2 separate regions of the Homo sapiens genome follow, and region 1 is linked to region 2. A link is a loop called in an ENCODE intact Hi-C map of the cell type or tissue named here. Cell type or tissue: OCI-LY7. All regions are shown on one strand. Each heading gives the region's core, and the rest is flanking DNA. Links, peaks and the distances in the headings are about the cores only.

Evidence for each region. A loop is a pair of places that touch in the nucleus more often than their neighbours do. Peaks named below come from ENCODE experiments on the same cell type or tissue, not always from the same donor. Only the 100,000 strongest peaks of a DNase experiment are listed, where the experiment ranks them.
Region 1: it touches region 2 in a loop (8-fold over the local background); 1 of 110 quality-filtered maps calls a loop at or near these places.

What each region holds. Positions count from the first base shown.
Region 1 is chr7:5,138,681-5,141,581 of GRCh38, reverse strand. It overlaps the pseudogene ZNF890P. Among named protein-coding and RNA genes, the nearest start is that of WIPI2, 50 kb to the left of the region's middle. In OCI-LY7, for the core only: a CTCF peak has its summit at 1,407 (motif pointing left); a DNase peak (open chromatin) is centred at 1,381.
Region 2 is chr7:5,283,517-5,286,417 of GRCh38, reverse strand. The region is part of intron 1 of SLC29A4 (solute carrier family 29 member 4); the gene reads right to left. Among named protein-coding and RNA genes, the nearest start is that of SLC29A4, 2.0 kb to the right of the region's middle. RefSeq lists a silencer at 1,186-1,480 and enhancers at 1,469-2,035, 2,036-2,601. In OCI-LY7, for the core only: a CTCF peak has its summit at 1,291; a DNase peak (open chromatin) is centred at 1,297.

The DNA.
Region 1 (2,901 bases), core at 149-2,648, 140 kb after region 2:
GGCACTATCTCAGTTCACTGCAACCTCTGCCCCCCGCGTTCAAGTGATTCTCCTGCCTCAGCCTCCCCAGTAGCTGGGATTACGGGCACCCACCACCACACCTGGCTAATTTTTGTAGTTTCAGTAGAGATGGTTTCACCATCAAGACCAGCCAGGCTGGTCTTGAACTGCTAATCTTAGGTGATCCACCTGCCTTGGCCTCCCAAAGTGCTGGGATTATAGGCGTGAGCCACCACACCTGGCCTTTTTTATTTTCTAATAGAGACAGGGGTCTTGCTATGTTGCCCAGTTTGGCCTTGAACTCCTGGGCTCAAGGGATCCTCTTGCCTTGGCCTCCCTGAGTGCTGGGATTATAGGTGTAAGCCACCATGCCTGGCCCCAGTTGTTTTATTTTGTTACAAATCTTTTTTTTTTTGAGCTGTCGCCCAGGCTGGAGCACAGTGGCGCCGTGATCTCGGCTCACTGCCAGCTCTGCCTCCCGGGTTTACGCCATTCTCCTGCCTCAGCCTACTGAGTAGTTTGGGACTGCAGGCACCCGCCACCACGCCTGGCTAATTTTTTGTATTTTTAGTAGAGACAGGGTTTCACCGTGTTAGCTAGCATGATGGTCTTGATCTCCTGACCTCGTGATCCACCCGCCTTGGCCTTCCAAAGTGCTGGGATTACAGGCGTGACCCACCACGCCTGGCCTGTTTTATTTTTTAATAGAGACGGGTCTCGCTATGTTTCCCAGGCTGGCCTTGAACTCCTGGGCTCAAGGGATCCTCTCGCCTTGGCCTCCCTGAGTGCTGGGATTACAGGTGTGAGGCACCATGCCTGGCCCCAGTTGTTTGAATCATAGCCCAAGTACATGCAGATTTGTAGTGATTTAGAGATCTCTTGGTGTGCATACCTGGGAAACTGTACCCAACATCTGCCGGCCATGTATAAGACAAACCATGTGGCTATTAAGACCCCAAGGCTAGCTGGGAGCGGTGGCTCATGCCTTTAACCCCAGCATATTGGGAGGCTGAGGCAAGCGGATCACCTGAGGTCAGGAGTTGAAGACCAGCCTGGCCAACATGGGGAAACCCTGTCTCTACAAAAATTAGCTAGGCATAATGGCAGGGGCCTGTAATCCCAGCTACTCGGGAGGCTGAGGCAGGAGAATCGCTTGAACCCGGGAGGTGGAGGTTGGAGATCGTGCCATTGCACTCCAGACTGGGTGACAGAGTAAGATTCCATATCAAAACAACAACAACAAAAGGACCCTAAGGCTCTCAGAGATACCCAGGAGCTGGCCCTGTGCCCTCTCCTGGGTAATGGCCCCCATGCCACAGCCCTGGGACGGCCTCTGGTGTGAGGGCCTTCCTGCCTGCACAAAGCCTCGCCCAGGTGCTGTCGTGTTTACTCTGCCACCTTGTGGTGGGACCTTTTTCATCAGCCGCCTGCGCAAATGTGGTAAAATGTTAATATTTGGGAGATCTAGATGAGAAGGGTATTTGGAAATTCTTTGTACTATTCTTGAGACTTTCCTTTGAGTCTCAAGTCACTCAAGTAAAAAGTTAAAAAGCTAAAATCACTTACTGGGGCCGGGCGTGGTGGCTCATGCCTGTAATCCCAGCACTTTGGGAGGCCGAGGCAGGTGGATCACAAGGTCAGGATATCGAGACCATCCTGGCTAACACGGTGAAACCCCGTCTCTACTAAAAATACAAAAAATTAGCCGGGCGTGGTGGTGGGCGCCTGTAGTCCCAGCTACTCGGGGGGCTGAGGCAGGAGAATGGCGTGAACCCGGGAGGCGGAGCTTGCAGTGAGCCGAGATTGTGCCACTGCACTTCAGCCTGGGCAAGAGAGCGAGACTCCGTCTCAAAAAATAAATAAATAAATAAATAAATAAATAAAATAAAATCACTTATTGGAAAGGATTTGTTAAACCTCCCCCCTCCAAAAAAAAATTTGATTTGTATTTAAAACTAATAAATTAGACAAACTTCAGTCTGCACTGATGAAGGGAGAATAGAAATAAGCTATTTATTTTTTTATTTTTTATTCTTTGAGATGGAGTCTCACTCTATCACCCAGGCTGGAGTGCAGTGGCACGATCTCGGCTCACTGCAAGGTCCACCTCCTGGGTTCATGCCATTCTCCTGCCCCAGCCTCCCGAGTAGCTGGGACTACAGGCACCTGCCACCACGCCCGGCTAATTTTTTGTATTTTTAGCAGAGACGGGGTTTCACCGTGTTAGCCACGATGGTCTCGATCTCCTGACCTTGTGATCTGCCCGTGTCGGCCTCCCAAAGTGCTGGGATTACAGGTGTGAGCCACTGTGCCTGGCCAAAATAAGCTATTTTTAGAATGGAAGATGAGATGATTTCAGATACAGTAGATTTATTTTTATTTTTATTTATTTTTATTTTTTGAGATGGAGTTTGCTCTGTTACCCAGGCTGGGGTGCAGTAGTGCGATCTTGGCTCCACCGCAACCTCCATCTCCCTGGTTCAAGCAATTCCCCTGCCTCAGCCTCTGGAGTAGCTGCGATTACAGGCACACGCCACCATGCCCGGCTAATTTTTTTGTATTTTTAGTAGACATGGGGTTTCACTATGTTGGCCAGACTGGTCTCGAACTCCTGACCTCAGGCAATCTGCCCTCTTCAGCCTCCCAAAGTGCTGAGATTACAGGCGTAAGCCACCGTGCCTGGCCTTCTTTTTTTTTTTTTTTTTTTTTTTTGAGATGGAGTTTCCCTCTGTCGCCCAGGCTGGAGTGCAGTGGCATGATCTTGGCTCACTGCAACCTCAACCTCCTGGGTTGAAGCAATTCTCCTGCCTCAGCCTCCCTGAGTAGCTGGGACTACAGGCATGTGCCACCATGTCCAGCTAATTTTTTTTTTTGTAGTTTTAGTAGAGACGAGGTTTTACC
Region 2 (2,901 bases), core at 170-2,669:
CCGAGTAGCTGGGACTACAGGTGCCCGCCGCCACACCCGGCTAATTTTTGTATTTTTAGTAGAGATGGCGTTTCACCATGTTGGCCAGGATGGTCTCGACCTCTTGACCTTGTGATCTGCCCGCCTCGGCCTCCCAAAGTGCTAGGATTACAGGCCTGAGCCACCACATCCAGCCTATGATTTTTTTCTAATAACGTGTATTCATTTATCTGAATGCAGAAAGGATCTGTGCTCGTCGTAGGGAGTTTGAGGCTAACAGAGAGGACAGCACAGCACTGAGTGCTGAATGTAGTGCCTCAGTTTCCCCAGTATGAAGGAGAGCCGTGGTAAAGGCTGGAAGAAGCCCACCCCATGGGGTCCCACAGGCCCAGAGGAACCTTGATTTTTTTGTTTTTTGTTTTTTTTTCTGAGACAGAGTCTCGCTTTGTTGCCAAGGCTGGAGTGCAGTGGCGCGATCACAACTCACTGGAGCCTCTGCCTCTCAGGCTGAAGTGATCCTCCCACCTCAGTCTCTTAAGTAGCTGGAACAGGTGTGTGCCACCAGGCCCGGCTAATTTTTTTCTTTTTTGTAGAGATGGGGGTCTCACTGTGTTGCCCATAGTGGTCTTGAACTCCTGGGCTCAAGTGATCTTCTCGCCTTGGCCTCCCAAAGTGCTGGGATTATAGGCATGAGCCACTGCGCTCAGCCCATCCTGATTTTCTCTGGGGCTGACCCATGTCACCTCTGCCTGCTCTTGTCCCATCTCCTGGGTCTCATTTCCTCCAGCTCCCCTGCCTCAGTTTACTCCCTTCCCAGCCTCTAGGCAGGTTTTCATGATCAGTTACCAAGCACCTCCCTGTGACCCCATGTCCCCCTCTTCTAGCTCACTACAGAATTTTAACTGGGGCCTAAAAGGGGGCCTGGGGCCTCACTGGGGCTTTGAAGCCAGAGCCTTCCCATTTCCAGGTCTTGGGGGCTGGGGAGATTCAGCCCCTGACAGCTGGGGGCCAACGCAGGTAATTGGTACCCACTACCAGGGGAGAGGCGGTCCCGGACTTCTGGGGGCTGAGAAGCCCAGCGTGTCTCCCCTTCTAGGCTCAAGGCTCCCCTGACTGCCCCTCGTCAGCCCTGGCCGTCCTGCCACATCTGGAGCTGGGGGGTTGGGGGTGGGGTGGGGTGGCGGCCGAGCAGGGCTTAGAGCAGAGCTGGGCTGGGCTTGAACGAGGGTGGCTCTGGGCGGGCTCCGCACACCTGTCTCCCCTGTGAAGTGGACACAGGAGCCTGAGCTCAAGAGTCGTTGGGAGGCGCCAGAGAGTCAGCAAAGGCTTAGAGACCCCGGGGCCCTTCTTCAGCCTGCAGAGCCAGGAAAGGGGATGGTGTCAGGGTGACAGTCTACAACAATCAAATGCTCCTCCTGCCACCTGCTCAGGATGCCAGCCCAGCCCAGGAGGACATCTGAACCCAGAAAGGCCTGGTCTGTGTTCAGCAAGAGCCCCCAAGATGCTTCCCTGGACGTGCAGTGCCCTGAACACTCCTGGCCAGAAAGCCGAGGTTTCTGCCTTGCCCGGAGGCCACGCCACCCAGGAAGGCGGACGTGCTTGGCATCCAGCCAGGAGGCGGCTGCTGTCCCCTCTGGCTTAGTCGGCAAAGTGGGCAGCTGCCACCCACACTGCCCGGCTTGGCCAGCCACTGTCCCCATGGTGGAGGGGGTGGGGACCCTGCTGCAGCCGCTCTCCCCCACCTTTCCTGGGCCACAGGCCTCCAACTCTGTCCTTCCCGGCCCCCCACATCCAAGCCTACTGCGCCCCAGGGAAGGCAACCCAGGGCCTCCTGCCCTGTCCCCCCTTAGTTAAAATTTAACGACATGCACACTGGCTTAATAACTCCAGTGTTTACAGGGCTTGGCCCTGCTCCTCCACTCTGCGCTGCCGTGACCCCTTGATGCCTGACCCAGGGGGCCCTTGAGAAGACACAGGTCATTTTTTTGGCCTTGAGGCCACCCCTCAGGCCTCAGTTTCCCCACCTCACAACTCAGTAGAGGAAGAAGAGGGTGAGAGTACGTCACAAACAGGGACTGGGTGGGTGGCTGGTGGGGTAGGCTCAGCTGCACACAGTAGGCATTCAACAGTTGCACAAGCTGCCACTTAACACTGCTATGGGCAAGGCAGGGCTCCCACCGCTCTCCCCCATTTATTAATTTTTTTAATTTCTATTTTTGTAGAGGTGGGGTCTTGCTCTGTTGCCCAAGCTGGCCTTGAACTCCTGGCCTCAGGTGATCCCTCAGCCCCGGCCTCCCAGAACCAAGATTACAGGAGTGAGCCACTGCTTCTGGCCAAGGCCCCTCACCACTTTGCAGGGAGGGCGACTGAGGCACAGAGAGGCCAAGTCGGGGGTGGGGGGGGGGGTCGTGCAGCTCAGACTGGAGCCTGGCCCAGTGACCCCCTCCGGCTCCTCCCATTTCCACTGGGCCTGAAGTGCACAGTGGCCCAGGGCAGCTGGAAGCGCTGGGCGTCGGGACCCCAAAGCCAGTCTGGCCTCACTCGGGGGCCGCGCTCCTCCGGCCAGCCAGGAAGGACCAGGGGAACCGAATTCCACTTGGAAAGCGGGCCTGGGCTCGCACTCCCGGCTCAGTCACCAGCCCTGGTTAGTTGATGCCTGGTACACCCCTGGTCCCCGTTAACCGGGGCTAACGATGCCTCTGCTGCCCTTTCCGCAGCCCAGCGGTCTAAGCTGCTCCAACTCCTGTGGGGGTGGGTTACAAGCCCCTCCGGCCACCCCCTTTCTGCAGCCCCCCGGGGACCGATGCATGCAGGGGCCACAGGCTGGCCCCCCGGGCCCACCGCCCTCCCCGGCCCGGGTCGCCGCGCCTTTCTGCCGCCTGTCCGGCCTCATCAGCCGCAAAGTTGGCTCGCGGACCTGCG